Linked DNA regions of Homo sapiens: region 2 is linked to region 1. A link is an interaction called in ENCODE POLR2A ChIA-PET data of the cell type or tissue named here. Cell type or tissue: endothelial cell of umbilical vein. All regions are shown on one strand.

Region 1 (8,000 bases):
GGACATGGAGGGCAAATGGGCAGGATGGCCCTTTCACAAAAGGGAAATGGGCAGGAAAATAGGCAGGATGGTACCTTCACAAAAGGGAAATGGGTGCTGTTGGCTGGATGTCCACCATGTGCCAGCCACAGCAAACCCACTTAGATGCCTTAGCCTTCTTCTCACCACAAGGACTTGTGTGCCATCCAAGCCTAGAATTCTCTGCTTTCTTGATCATGAGCTGTCACCTAGCACGGCCTGGCTTTTCTCTCCTTCCCACGTGAGACCTTGTCCTTTGTCTACCCCTAGTGGTGGTGATCCTGAGGGGACCTGAAGGCTAGGCCCAGGGATGGTTCTGTGCTCTGTGTCTATTCATGCATGCATTCCAGAAACACATTTGAGTGTTCACCAAGTGCTCAGCACTTTGCTAGGCATTATGACTCAGATGAGACCCTTAGCCTCCCGGAGTTTACATCTTTGTCACGGGCATAAATCAGTGACTAAGGCAATGGGTGGTGAATTGAGGGTGGGTCTGCGGTGTGGTGGAATGGGCTCTTCTGCTGTGAGCCTTTGTATTCCTTCCCCTAGGAACGGGCACGCGCTCTTGGCATTCATGTTCTCGCGTCAGGAGGGCAAGTTGAACCGCCAGCAGACCATGGAGCTTGGCCACCACATCCTGAAGGCGCACATTTTCAAGGTGAGATGCACACCAACTTGGGGAAGGGTTTCTTTGTTGTCATTTTGAGGTTTTGCTTTGGAGATTTTAGACAGCTCTGTCAGCCATCCAAGAAACGCTCCATGCACCTCAGCCCAAATGCAACCTCCTCCTGCCTCCCCTCTCCAAAAGTAACCGCTGTTCTGACTCAGCCTGGGCATTTCCTTGCATTTTGCTATAGTTGATTGCTCAAGTGTATATCAGAGTGCTGTGCTTAAGTTTTACTTCTTTCCACCTTTAAATCTCTGATAAGTTTCTTTTTATCTAAAGGTTCCACTTTGTTCATTACTTTTTGTTTCCTTATTATTGATTTGTTCGAGAACCTGAGTTTCTTGACCTGTGTGATTTTGTACCACCTGGACTTTCTGACTGTGTTTGCCCAGGCTGGAGAGCAGTGGTGGGATCATAGCTTACTGGACTCAAGCCATCCTCCCGCCTCAGCCTCCCAAGTAACTGGGACTATAGGCACGCTCCACCTTGCAGGGCTCAGATGGTGATATTCTAATTCTGTCATTTATTCTTCCTCTAATTTACTTCCAACATGGTAAAACCTTGTCTCTACTAAAAATACAAAAATTAGCTGGGAGTGGTGGCATGTATCTGTAATCCCAGGTACTTGAGAGGCTGAGGGATGAGAATCACTTGAGCCTGGGAGGTGGAGGTTGAAGTGAGTTGAGATTGCACCACTGCACTTCCAGCCTGGGCGACACAGCAAGACTCTGACTCAAAGAGAAACTCTCATCTGCCATCTCTCTCCCAAGGCACAAAGTTAACCTAGTGAAGGCAGGCTGGTTCCTTGACCCTTGGTTTCAGGTAGTGAAAGCTCGCATGTCCAGGCATTCTTTGTGTGTGACCCCGTGCCTTCTGCAGGTATCTGCACCCTCTGCGGCAGACCCACTTTCAGAGTGACCCTGCAGGTGGGAAGGAGATGCTCAGGCAGATCTGTCTCTGATTGTTTCCAAGATCTGTCTCGATTGTTTCCAGGGCCTCAGTAAGAAGACGGGAATTTCTTCAAGCCATCTCCAAGCCCTGTGGATCGGCTACAGCACCGAGGGGCTGTCCGCCGCCCTGGCCTCTCTCAGGAATCTCTATACTCCCAACGTGAAGGTGAGCAACCTTCTGCACAGAGAGCCGGAGACCCAGCCCTGGCCGGCTGCTGGCCGTTCCTCCAACAGCCCTGTTTCCCTCTGCCCTGGGTGGTGGTGAGAGGACGCAGAGGAGCTTCTAAAGATGTGCTTCCCTGATCACACGGGCTTGGGTGCTGTATTACTCGTTCTTCCAGAAGTTTAGCTTTTCTTTGGCAGGAAGATGTGGGTGGTCAGGGCTGCTCTGAGCACATGTGGTGACTGTTTCACAGCAGATGTGATAAGGAAGCAATTTACAAAAGAAATCAAAGATCAGAGAGATTTCTAGGGAAAACGGATTTTTTAAGTGTCCTGCGTTACTAATCTGGACCATCTCTTCAGAGTTCATGGGAAATTAAGCATGGATGGGTGATGCATAGAGATAAGTACACAGAAAAACAAACATCGAGGTTTCATGTATCCATATTTCTGCCTATGGAAAGGGTATCAGCATGGCCTTCTGTGGAGCCAAGAGCTTCTTCACTTCTTGGTCAGTGGCTTTCATGTCATGATGTTCCACTCAGCTTTTTAAGGTAGATTTTTCTTCCTGATTTCATGTAGCCTGGGAATCTGAAGCACACAGAGGCCAAGCAGCCTGTTAAGGCCACAGAGACAGTGTCCAGGCCTTTCAGCTTCAGGCCCTGATGTACCCGGCTGCCTGTGGAAGCCCTGGGTCAGTTTAGGGAGCCAGGTCTTCCCCCCGAATCACTCACATTGTTTCATCTTTCATTTCAGCTAAGAGTGTATCTCTCGGCTTCTCCATAACTAATAAAATTCTATAATCATAAGAAAGATGAGAATAAAAATGGCAATATGTTTTCATATGTTAATGAATTTCTGGGCATAGAATTTATTTTAATATGGAAATAAGTAAATGGGAAACATCTGTTGAGTACAAGTTTTTAAGACAGTAAATTTAAAGGTACTGCATAATAGTGTAATGAGCATGGCCCTCCTGAGATTATAAACTTTGCTCTTTAACGTATGTGCGATTTTAAGAGTTAATCATTTTTACTTTGTTTTGTAAAACTCCAGTGTCACCTACATCTACACCATCTCCGAAATTATTTCTATAATGTGGTTATAGAATCTTAAGTCTTTTCATTATCCTTCTGTTTCTTTTATCTTTCAAGGGGGGAAAACGGTTTTCACAGGATCTTGAACAAATTACAGTAATTTTAAATTATGCATGCAATTAAGGAACTTTTTTTAGAGTGTATTAAATGTTGTCATACAGGAATGAATGTCATTTTGAACAATAATTGCAGTTTGCCACTTTGGTAAATTAAAGTGACTTGCTCTGGGATGATTACTTGGTAGATGGATTTTAGTTGCAGTGGCATGCCAGCAGTCTCTAACCATGTTGTCTCCTGTGGCCAGGCCAGGATGGGGCCAGCCTGGGCCCCGCTGGCCCACTGGAGTCCCATCCAGCCAGTGGTTTTGTTGTACCATCTCATAGGACTGGTGGCCAGCCGCAAGCTGTGGCCTCAGGAGGATTTAGGTTGCAGTTCTTTTCTCAGCTGACAACAGAAAGGAGAGGAGAACAGGAGCTAGGTGTGGCCTTTGGCCCAACTTCCCTTGGCCGGGAGATCCAGTCATATCCTACATCATAGTCAGGAAGGACACATTTTAAAACAATTGTGCTTGTGTGAGCTTCCAGTGTACTTAGTGGGAATGCTGATGCTGCCCTATGGCCACCCTGGCCAAGCCTCTTCTGGTCCTCATGATCGTATTGCCTCGCATATCCCCAGCTCCCTTCCTGTTTTCCTGTTTTCATTAAATCCAGAAGTTGAGAGATACCACCACTTCTGAGTGTTGTCCAAGGAGGGCTTCTGTGATCATGGTCGGAAAATTTCCATATCGTTGGGGGAAAATCTATAGGATGAATCATTTAAACAGGTTCCTTCAGCACAGTGCCGTCTCAGCCAAGACTGCTGCTCTGCCACCTGGCTGCTCTGTGACCATCATTAGCTTTGTGCTTAGCGCTCAGCTCGGCCTTACTCCCTCTGAGCCTTGGCTTTCTCACCTATAAAGTGGAGACACAAAAGAGGCTGTCTCTCAAGTGATGAGAAACCTTACTGAGATGTTAAAGGTACTGGGAACATACTTGGCATTTATTATGTTTACATGAATTGTTGTTAGTGCTTTGCCTCATCTCTGGAAACAGTGGCTCTGCTGTAGGCACCTGGGAAGTTTTGGATGTGCCAGTTGGTGCTTGTTAACAGGAGCTGCCGACCTTGAGGATGTGATGGTTGCAGGTGACTTACCTCTGCCCTCATCTCGGCATGAGGTGTCCCTGCTGCTCTGTGCTGGTGAACAGCCCAGGCTGGGCATGCAGGGTGATGTGGACAGGAGGGCAGAGCTCCCTCCTGTGCCTTCCAGAGGTCAGGGACCTGAGTTCTTGTCGTTTCTGAAGACTCCATGAAAGGTTGATTATAACATCGATTAATGTTTATTTAACATGTACAGATGCTGAGTGCTGTGCTAAATGCTTAATGCACATATATATACATACACTTTTTTTTTTACACATTGATTTTTAATCTTTACAACCACCAAGTGAAGTGAAACTTTTATCCTCATTTTTTTAGATGAGAAAACTGAGGTTTAGGGCAGTTGATACTTTCCAAAATCACACAGCTGGAAGGGCGCCTGACACTCAGCAAGCCCTTGCTCTGCAGGTGCCTTTATCACTTGATGTGTTTACAGCCCTGGCTGCCAGCTAAAATCACCTGGGAGCTCTGGGCACCACAGCCCCAGCCCCAGTTAAGTCAGAATCTCCAAGAGTGGGGCCAGGGTATTGGAAACTTTCAAGCTCCCAGGTGGTTTCAGTGTGCATCAAGGTTAAGAACCATAGTTTAGGGGAAGGTGATGGAGGGTTAAGTGGTAAAAATACGTACAGCATTACACCGACAAAGGAAAATGTTATTCCCAGAAGCAGAGGAAGTGTGAATTGATGACATCTTTAGGAAACCTCTGCCCTGAGCACATGCCTTCCAGGTAAACTCTTGTAAGGGATTCATCATGGTACTCCAAGTATACCTTCCACCATTATTAGCAAAAGAGTACCTGTTAGATAGAATGGGATGGCATGCTGCTGTTTTCTTAGGTGGCACCTAAAGCACAGAGAGGTTGAGGAATTTTCTGAAAATCACACAGTAGGTTAGTTTGGGGGCTGGCTGAGAACTCACACCACTTAATCCTTCATTTTTTAGGCCCATGGATCTCAAGAAGGTATGGGGTTGATGGGGGAGGACAGAATGTAACTGGCTGGCAAAATTATCCAGGGAATTTACAAATGATCCTGCCCATCCTGTGGCTAGCAGAGTCTGGTGTGCCCCTTGGTGGCATTGCGTGTATTTCCAGATGTGTATCTTCTCTACTCCTCTTGCTGAGGACTGGTTTCATTGGCCTTAATAAAATCCTATTTCTTCAGCATAATCTGATTCTGTCCACGCTGTTACTCAAAGGGATTTTTAAAACACTTTTATTATTTTATTTTTATTTTTATTTATTATTATTATTTTGAGATGGAGTTTTGCTCTTGTTGCCCAGGCTGGAGTGCAATGGCGTGATCTTGGCTCACTGCAACCTCCGCCTCCTGGGTTCAAGTGATTCTCCTGCCTCAGCCTCCCGAGTAGCCGGGATTACAGGCGTGTGCCACCGCAACCAGCTAATTTTTGTATTTTTAGTAGAGACTCAGTTTCACCATATTGGCCAGGCTGGTCTCAAACTCCTGACCTCAGGTGATCCACCCACCTCGGCCTCCCAAAGTGTTGGGATTACAGGCGTGAGCCACCATGCCCAGCCACACCTTTATTAATGTTGTAGCATAATGCAGTCTTAAAATGCTTTTGAATTAGATCAGAGTCTGGTGGCATTTTTAAAAAGCAAGCCTATATAGATCTGTAGAGCAGGCTTGGTGGGGATTAATTAAGTCATTTGCCTGAAGTTGCCCATGAAACAGCAGTGTTAGGACTGGACACCCTTTCTGATCTCTCATCCATTCCTCCACAAGTACAAGTTGACAGCGAGACCCTAGAGGCTGGGTTGGTGTTCACCTGGATCTGGCTAGACAGTGGTCTCTCTGATGGTGTAGACAGCGGGGTGGTGGTCAGGTGGTTGGCTGGCTCCTTGTCACTTGCACATGGCCTGTTCTTCCTTAAATGTAGATGGCAGTCCCAGCAGTGTGAAGAAACTGATGTGTGGGTCATCCCCATCCATGGAGGGGCTCTGTTTGCCTTTCTTCTCTGTGAACTTCTGTATCGTAGAACCAGTGTCTGGTGCAGTGGACTAAGCAGGAAAACAGAGCATGCTGAGGGATAGAGAGGGCCTGGGTGCACAGGGTACCCTCTCCCCCATGTCCTGGCACTGGAGCAGAGCCCTGCAGGAAGTGATTATATTTATGGAATGAGCATTCCAGTCAGGGAACTAAAAGGGGGTAAAGACCATGAGGCCGGCCCTGCTTGGCATTGTCACAGCACGTGTTGGGTCCAAGGTGGCTGCAGTGAGGGAAGGATTCTGCAGAGAAGATCAGAGAGGAAGCTGGAGGCCTGTATCACAGAGGTTCAAGCTTCAGCAGCCAAGACATCTTCAAATTTGACACCTGGGGTTCTAACCTGTCACTATGCCATTGTGAGTTATGGTTTCACTACTTGGTAGTATAATTTTCCAGACCCATTTGTTTGTAAATATTCTGTTTGTCAGCTACTCTTGTGGACATCTATCACTGAAATACCATGAAGTTTTTATGCCTTGTCATCTCTCTGTATCTTTTAATGATCCCCATGTGTCTCTAGTCAATAAATGATAGTCTCTGTGGTTTTCACATTTAGTGGGCAGGTGGAGGACCTGCCAGGCTTTGGCAGGGGCAGTGATTGATGTGGGTCAGGACCATTGAAGTAAGCCATTGAAAGAAACACACTGGGCATCTTAATAGCTGTTAAAGGAGCATCATTTGTATCTAATGATCTGAAGATCTGAAAAAAAAAATATTATTATACCTAAAATTTGCGTATGTTCAGTAATTTTATTTTAAAACCTGTAGATAAAAAGCTTTTCCCAATACCTAGATCCAGGGAGATTACTAAGTGGGGGATATAGTAATTAGTGGAAGCAGCACATTATTTTCTAGCAGTATTATGCTGCGGACAATCATGGCACATGTGGACATTTCCATATTTTCTGTTTCTTTTAGGAACACATCCCTATAAAGTATTTGTATTTACTTTTGGCCTTATCTCACTATTAACACCATGACTATTTTTTTCTTTTTAAAAACATTTTTTATAGAGACGGGGTCTTGCCATGTTGCCCATGTTGGTCTCAAACTCCTGGGCTCAAGCAGTCCTCCCTCCTCAGCCTCCTAACATACTGGGATTACAGTTGTGAGCCACTGCACCCAGCCACAATTATTACTTCATTACCAGGAAAATGAATTTCCTGGTTTTGTTGAGGTTAAACAGTGATTTTTCAAAGTGTGGTTCCCCAAACCAAGAGTGTCAATATCAACGAGGAACTTATTAAAAATGTACCACCCAGATATAATGAATCAGAAATCAGGGGGTGGGGCCCAAGAATTTGCAGTTGTTTAGGTTTTTTTTGTTTTTGTTTTTGTTTTGCTTTTGAGACGGAGTCTTGCTCTGTCCCCCAGGCTGGAGTGCAGTGACGTAATCTTGGCTCATTGCAGCCTCCACCTCCTGCGTTCAAGCGATTCTCCTGCATCAGTCTCCTGAGTGGCTGGGATTACAGGCGTGCGCCACCACGCTGGCTAATTTTTGTATTTTTAGTAGACACGGGGTTTTCACCCTGTTCTTCAGGCTGGTCTCGAACTCCTAACTGCAGGTGATCCGCCCGCCTCAGCCTCCCAAAGTGGTGGGATTACAGGCATGAGCCACCTTGCCTGGCTATTTGTTTAGTTTTTATTTTTAATTATGGTTAAGAAACACATAAAAGGAAATTTACCATCTTAACCATTTTTAAGTCTGCAATTCAGTAGTGTTAACAATATTCACATTGTTGTGCGATAGATGTCCAGTACTTTTCATGTTGCAGAATCAAAACTCTATATCCCTTAAGCAACAACTCTCATTTCCCCTGTGCCCAGGCCCAGAAACCTTCATTCTACTGTCTGTGAATTTGATTACTGTATATATCTCATAAGTAGTTTCACTCAGTATTTG
Region 2 (8,000 bases), 91 kb before region 1:
TGCTTGCATTCTCAGTGTGAGAGTGAGGTGGTGATGAGAAAACAACCATCCCTCAGCTTTTACAAGTTTGTCGGGTCAGAGGGCATCCGGCTCCACTGCGCGCTGGCATCATGGTGCAGCCTAGCTCTGCCTTAAGATCTGTTTCCTCGCCAGACAGTTGAAGGGAAAGCAGCTGGGAAAACTCGTGACCTGGCCGAAAGCCTCGAGGTGGTTTCTCAAAGATTCCAGACTCATGCACAGTGCTATAAGACTGGCCCCTGTGGTTCTGGGGATTGGTGACAATGGTATCTTACAGTGCTAGCTAGCAAAAGAGGGTGGATGAAGCTTGTGTGTGTGTGGGGGGGGGGTGGGGGCCAGCCTGGGGGCCACTGCTGTCCACACAGCCTCTAGGAGGAAAGGCCTCTAACTCCTGTCTGCTTCTCTCCCTTGAGGACAGAACTTTGTCCTGGGCATTTGCATGAATGTCCTTATTTTTGTAACGCCAGTGAGAGGTGTTTTTTTATTGTTTGTTTTTTGTTTTTTTTTTGAGATGGAGTCTCGCACTGTTGCCCGAGCTAGAGTGCAGTGGTGTGATCTCGGCTCACTGCAACCTCTGCTTCCTGGGTTCAAGTGATACTCCTGCCTCAGCCTCCCAAGTAGCTGGGATTACCGGTGCCCACCACCATGCCCAGCTATTTTTTTTGTATTTTTAGTAGAGACAGGGTTTCACCGTGTTGGCCAGGCTGGTCTCGAACTCCTGACCTCGTGATTCGCTTGCTTCGGCCTCCCAAAATGTTGGGATTATGGGCATGAGCCACTGCACCCAGCCCTAGTGAGTTTTCTGATCTGTCTTGTTTCTTCAAATGCCAGTCATTTGGGCAGTGAGTGATAAATCTTTAGTTTCCCAGGTTTATAAAAACCGTCCATGCATAGGTAACCCAGGAGAGACTAAAATTATCTGACTTTGCTGACATGCCCATTGTGGGGCTTTTCTGTTCACTGCTCTGCTGTGAGTTCCCTTTAAAAGTAAGGCATGTGCTGGCCAGGCGCTGTGGCTCATGCCTGTAATCCCAGCACTTTGGGGGCCAAGGCAGGTAGATCACGAGGTCAGAAGTTCAAGACCAGCCTGACCAACATGGTGAAACCCTGTCTCTACTAAAAATACAAAGATTAGCCGGGTGTGGTGGCGGGCGCCTGTAATCCCAGCTACTCAGGAGGCTGAAGCAGGAGAATCGCTTGAACCCAGGAGGTGGACGTTGCAGTGAGTCGAGATCGTGCCACTGCACTCCAGCCTGGGCAACACAGCAAGACTGTCTCAAAAAAAAAAAAAAAAAAAAAAAGTAAGGCATGTACCTGTCCTATATGTCTCATATAAGGCATATGTCCTATATGGAGGGGGTGACTCTACTTCCTCTTGACTCCTAACACAAAAAACAAGCACAGTGATACCACTTGAAACTTGATGGTCTGGTTTGTATCCCCTTTGAGCCTTGTACACAAAAATCTGCAGAATTTAGTTCCTGCCTAGCTAGGCAGCTTTCATTGTTTCTTTTTTTAAAATCTGGTCTTTGATTGTGTGTGTGTATGTGTGGTTTTTTTGGTTTGTTTTTGGAGCCAGGAAGGCGTGGCAAGGACTGGTTGGATAGCTTTTGTCATAGAGACTGGTGTGCTTGTGGGAAAGTTTATACATCTTTCAAATTCTGCTCTCTGTGACTTAGAGTTTGAAGATGCTTTTTAAGAAGCAGGTAATGATTTACATTCTTTCCCTGCACATCCTCAGTTCCATCTTAGTACATACTAACGAGCGGGGAAGGTGATTGGTGGGAAGAAGCAGTCAGAGGAAAATGTGTTATCTGAATACATGAGGACTGGCTGTATTTTTTTTTTTTTTTTTTGGGAGACTAGTTCCAGCCAAGATACTCTTTCTTGTATATATTTTTTAACATTGTGATTACATCCTTTCTGCTTCTTAAGGTTCTGTCTACCCTAGAATGTTGTTAGAAATGCTTGTTCCCTGGTGCCACAAAGAAATAGCACTCAAACATAAATTTAATTATCTCAGCAAGGCAGTTTTTACTTTCTGCAGAAAGGGTGCTCATCACAGATGGAACAATGGCGAGAGCACACCTGGACAGGGGAGGGGCAGGAGTTCTTATTCCTGACGCAGGTAGCCCCTGCTGCTGTGTTGTTCCCCTATTGGCTAGGGTTGGACCACACAGTCTAAGCTAGTTCTGACTGACTGTTTTAAAGAGGGCAGGGGCATGAGCCAGAATGGCGGGGTTTGGTGGGAAGGACGGTGAGGAACAGGTAACTAAAGGTGACTTAGGTCAGAGCAGGTGACCGGGATGAGTCAGGACAGAGCAGGTAACCAGGGAACAGACGTGAACTACTAATTAGGATTGGCGGGAAAGTTGTTGACTGAAACTAGAAGCGAGAAGCCAAAGAGAACCAGGAAGTTAAACTTTAAAATGGAGAATCAAAGAATAAGAGCTGAACATACTGACATACTGGTTTTTTTGAGGAGAAACTTGGGGTTTACCATATTTAACAATGTTTAATTTCCTAATAGTAAGCTTGTTTGTTCCCAAGCTTGTTTAGGGGTGGAGTGTCAAGCGGAAGCTGCCTAATAAGTGAGCAATGTTTCCAGTCCCATGACTGGTTTGGGGCTGTTTGAGTTTTAGGAGGGTGGCCCTGTGTCATGGGGAGTGTTGAGTAGATGGGATGGGAGCCAAGGGATGGTGCTGGGGAGGAATGTGGATGTAGACTACACTCTCACTTAGTCTTTTCTTATTAGAGAGGAGCAGTGGAGGCCTGGGAGTTCTGGAAGGGTTGGTATCTGAATCTGTTTTACTGATACTCATGTAAGGCTAGTAAGCCCTCTCCTTTTCCTTTTCTGAGATCAAAGCTTCTTGTGGATCATTCATACTTGACCTTGATCTAATCCCAGATCAGTGGCTTCCTGGATCCTTTGTTAGGGATTGAAACCAGATCAGTTAGGGTAGTGCAGAAAGGCACATGGAGCAGAGTTCACTGATGCTTGAGTTTTCCCTCACAGGGTAAAAAGTTTCAAGAGTAGTGGGGGAAAAGTCATTTAAAAAAATTCAATACACACATCTGATATGTGGGAATTATATTCTGAGAATATAGTTTATAGGAGTTAAATTTGCATCAACTTATAATGAATGGATGGTTTAACCTAAGTATTCTCTCTCTACTCTAGGAAGTGACTTTGGTCCAGAGACTTCTCCAGTCCTGCACCTTGACCACAGTGCTGACTCTCCTGTGAGCAGTCTTCCCACAGCAGAGGACACCTATAGGGTGAGCTTGGCCAAAGGTGTCTCGATGTCTCTGCCTTCCTCACCTTTGCTGCCTCGACAGTCTCACTTGGTGCAATCAAGAGTGAACAAAAAATCCCCAGGTAAACAGGCAATGAAGGAGCTGCCTTGGTTATATATGTAGTACCTGCATTGAAAATAAGCAAAACTAGTGCCCATGAGAAATCTTCTGGGACAATGTTTTTTCTTTGTCGCAGTATCTTCTAGAAGAAATAAATCTTTTTTTTTTTTTAATTTAAGGAAAAAGTATGGTTTTAATAGATTCATCCTGTTTGGACTACCAGGCTAGATTTTTATAAAGATTAAAGATTTTGTTATCAGTACTGATGTTAACCAGCAATTTTGTTGTTTTCTTGCTGATGAATTAAGGAGCACTATACAGTTATGGCACCGACTAATGATGTTTCTTTTGATCAATGACAAACTGCATGTATGATGGTGGTCCCATGAGGTTATAATACTGTGTTTTTACTGTACCTTTTCTATGTTTAGATATGCAGATACTTGCCACTACATTAATAGTTGCCTACTGCATTCAGTATAGTAACGTGCTGTACAGGTTTGTAGCCTAGGAGCAATAGGCTATGCCATATAGCCTAGGTATATAGTAGGCTATGCCACCTTGATTTGTGAAGTACACTTGAGGATGTTCGCACAATGACAAAATCACCTAATGACGCCTGTCTCAGAATGTATCCTCATCATTAAGTGACACATGACTGTAATCCAAACTCATACGTGGTGTGTTTAAAGGTTATGGATGTAGGCAAATGTCATCTGACAATAGTCTATTTATTACTACCTAGTATATACTGATGTATTTCATTTGATTACATCATCTAGCATTTGAACAGCTATAAAGTTTGTTTGTGAAAACTCAGACTTGTAAAGGGGGGTGGGGGAAACAGACTTTGGATTATTCCTATTATACTTTGGAAGTATTTTGGCTTCCCTCTATCAATGTGTTTTACACTTAACATTACCCAAAAAAAACAAAACAGAACTTTGAGAGGTTATGATTCACATGTGAGGAAAGCCTTTCTAAAATGCTGATACCTTGAGTTTTAAAAATTCTTGGATTTTTTTTTTTTAAGGTTTGTGGAGTGTTTACAAAAGGCGGATAATTTGGGGCCCAGTTGATCATATGCCAGTGTAAGGATTCTTCTCAATTACATGTAAACATATTCAGAATCTATCAAAAATGTGCCTAGGGCTGTGAAATGGTATCTGTTTCTCTGATTTCCTGGTAATATTTGTATTACTTGAGATCACCTATGCTGACTCATTTAGTAGATCTTTGAGGTTTATGTGCGGGTAAAATTAGGAGGGCACCCTTAAAGGCTCTGAATGTTAGAAACGGTGCTATGAATTTGTGAGTGTCCAAAATCTTTTATTGTTGCAGAATTTTCTGGTTTAGGACAACATTGTTTACAATCCATTAATTAGCTGGAACTCAGGAACCTTTTTGGTATGAAGTAATTTCCTGTGCCAAGGAATTTGACCTGTTTATCAGTATTTGGGGAAGTTCCTGGAATGTCCGTCCTTCCTTCTTTGCCCTCCCTCACTGCTGTATCTCTTTGTCACATTTCTTCTCTTCCTTCAAATCATAGTTCCCACACTGCCTGTCATACTGGGTTATCCTGATTGGAATTACTCTTCCCAAAAAGTATGCACAGTGTTTTACTTTTTCTTTATTATCAGGTACGTCATTTGTCCTTTTCCCCTGAATTAGTGGGTATATTGACCAAAAAAAAAAACAAAACAAAACAAAACAAAAAAACTTTGCTTGGCTACACTGTAGTCATGCTCCTGAACTTTCTCCTAGGTCTGTGTGTGTGTGTGCGCACACATTTTCTTGTAAAATCCAGGTTTAGCTAAGAAGCATGCTACTAAGTTTAGCAAGAACGCCTCCCCACCCCCACCCAAATCTGATTAGATTCCTCATCCTCCACCATCTTCCAGGTGACATCTGGTCACCCTGACCTGTCTTTAACAAGAATTGCCTTCCTACCCCTGATGTTGCCTCTTAGTAATTTTTCATGCACCGATACCTACCCTGTTCCTTGGCTATAAATTCCCACTTCCCCATGCGGTATTTGGAGTTGAGCTCAATCAACTCTTTCCCTAACTGCAAAATCCTACTGCATTGGTCCCTATATGTGTTAAGATGGTCCTGAATAAAGTCTGCCCTACTATGCTTTTAAAAGTATCACTGAGTAGTTTTTTCTTCTTAAAAACATTATGTGCTTCCTCTGTCTGATGCTTGAGGACAAACAAGATGTCTTATACCTCATCTCTATATAATAGATAATAGAGATAATTCAGAAACTATCGATATTTTTAAGGGATCTCTGTTGAAGGTAATGCCAAGTGCAGAGATTTGACCTTTTGTACAATTTGCCTACCTATAGTCTGTGCTACTGCAAATGAATTAATGTTGCTTGGGCCTTAGGACTGGGGAAAACCTGAGAGACTTCAGGGAAGACTGCATGTCAGATATAATTTTATTCACAAATTCAGTGTTTTAGTGGGACTTTAGGTGGGATTGAATGGCATGGCAAGCCTGGAGAGTGTGGCTACCCAGAAAGGTTTCATGGAGGTTACAGGCATGGAGGCAGAAGAATCCCTGATGAAGCCATGTCTCCTTATATGTGTGTGGACCACATTAGTTTTTGTCTTTTTTCAAGAAAATATCCTCAAGTTTTTCTCCATAGGAATGAAATTTATTTTTGCTAAATTCTTTGCAAGGCCTTAGAATAGAAGGTTAATAGTTCTGAAACATACAAGCTTCTGGTGGATTTGGGATGTTCTCTCTATTAGATGTTTTTGGTCCAAATGATAATTAAATAAACTAAGCAGATACATCTCTAACGGAGCAGTGCTTGTTCACTGCCCAAATTTGTACAGCAAATTAGTGTCTCACAGTGGTAATTTGGCTTCATTATCTTGGTAATTTTAATTGGAAAAGTTTAGGGCAGAGATGCTGTTTAAAAATGGCAGTGACTCAATACATCAAATGATGAACAGTATTTTTTTTCAGTGTCTAACACAGATTTCTGCTTAAACCATTTTGTTGGTAAAAGTATCCAGAGCTCTAATGTTCTACCTGCCTGGTTTTAATAATTTAAAAAAAAAACTGACATATGGTTGTGAATGTGTACTGGATTTAAAAAGACTCATCTATTTTAAAAGCTAGCACTGTTGCTGCTAATGATAGAGTCAATACAGTGTGTCTGCAGCACCCAGAGGTATGGAGCCACTCCCCTCCTCTCCTTCCACGCTGGCCCCACAGTGGGTCATGCTCCAGGGTCGTGCCATCATTCAGACATGTGCTCCGAAACTACCTTGATGACTTTTGTTCTGATTTGTAAGATGCCCCCCACCCCTGCCAATTCCTCTCTTGTTCAAGGTTAAAAAACAAAAACAAAAAAACCAAACTTGTTTCAGTTGTTTGTATAGAAACTCTTCACTAATTGATGCTAATCCAGAAACTGTTAGGGACTGGAACAATTATTCTTGCAAGGATCAAATACTACAAACCCCTGTAAGAAGACACTCTGAACAACACAGCCTGTAATAATAAAAATATGTATGTTAATACAATTGATGATTACTTCCTGGATCTTGGGAACTGTGGGCCAGAGATAATTTAATTAACCTTGCAATAATGTGACCCTGCATGTTACATGATTGAGTTTCTTACTTTCCACTCATATTGAGGTTATTATTTTTATTTACTCTTCTGCCACCTTCCTCCATTTATTTGGTTTTTTTTTTCATTGTTAGAAGATTGTTTTCTGAGTATTGTTTCAAAACTTTTGTTTTTAATGGTAAATATATTTTCTGTTAATGAAAACAAGGACCAGCATCCATTAAAGTAGTTCTGTGGCAGTTGCAAGTCTTTTTGGATTAAGAATTCATCAATATTTGTAATGTGTGCTGCTGTTTTCCAGAGAAGAGAAAAGCTCATTTCCTGTGATTTATTAGTAATATCATTAGATACTTTATAAAGTATCTGCATTTATTTTCCCAGATCACTCTGGGCCCATTATCAAACAATCAAAACATCATGAATGAATGAGAAGCAACCCTTTGAAATGCTGTGATGGAGTAAGACAGCAGATGGTGACAAGTGGGCGATACTGCCCTACTCCTTGTATGGAGACACTGGAGAGTGCCGGCCACTTCCGCTTCTGCCGATTCCAGTTCCAGTTCTGTCTCACAGTGGACATAGCTGATGTAGCAGTTTTGAAAACTTCTCTGCCTGTTTTGTTAAGGGAAAAACCACTAAATTGACAGGCTGTGGAGTAGAAGCCATATTGTCTCTTTGATTCTTGGACCATGAGTTAATGTCTGCGAAGGCACTCCCTCCCCCAACCCGCAAGTATTTCTTGTAGAAAATCTGGAAATCCCATCGAAAAAGAACTACTGTGAACATCTTTTCTTCTAGTCTTTTGAAAAAAATCTGCTCCACCTAAACCTGAGACCACATTATGTAACCCTCTTGTGTGCTGCTTGTGTCACTTAAGTTTTTTTTATTTGTTTTGAGACAAGGTCTTGCTGTGTCACCCAGGCTGGAGTGCAGTGGTGCTATCAAGGCTCACTGTAGCCTCAACCTCCTGGGCTCAAGCGATCCTTCCACCTCAGCCTCAAGTAGCTGGGACCACAGGCATGCACCACCATGCC

The links. ChIA-PET counts read pairs that join two places held together with the same protein. Peaks named below come from ENCODE experiments on the same cell type or tissue, not always from the same donor. Only the 100,000 strongest peaks of a DNase experiment are listed, where the experiment ranks them.
Region 2: POLR2A ChIA-PET joins it to region 1 with 13 read pairs; 2 of 35 experiments call an interaction of 5 or more read pairs at or near these places.

What each region holds. Positions count from the first base shown.
Region 1 is chr2:159,185,224-159,193,223 of GRCh38, forward strand. TANC1 (tetratricopeptide repeat, ankyrin repeat and coiled-coil containing 1) reads left to right here. Exons shown (of 27, transcript NM_033394.3): 15 at 568-676; 16 at 1,679-1,801. MIR6888 (microRNA 6888) reads left to right here and starts at 1,612; the gene lies at 1,612-1,678. RefSeq lists an enhancer at 379-548 and a cis regulatory region at 464. In endothelial cell of umbilical vein, a CTCF peak has its summit at 287 (motif pointing left); DNase peaks (open chromatin) are centred at 278 and 3,478; H3K27ac peaks cover 1,612 bases.
Region 2 is chr2:159,094,438-159,102,437 of GRCh38, forward strand. It overlaps TANC1 (tetratricopeptide repeat, ankyrin repeat and coiled-coil containing 1), which reads left to right. Exons shown (of 27, transcript NM_033394.3): 4 at 3,200-3,397. Among named protein-coding and RNA genes, the nearest start is that of MIR6888, 88 kb to the right of the region's middle. In endothelial cell of umbilical vein, no CTCF peak of the experiment used is centred here; DNase peaks (open chromatin) are centred at 154, 4,154 and 4,804; H3K27ac peaks cover 4,443 bases.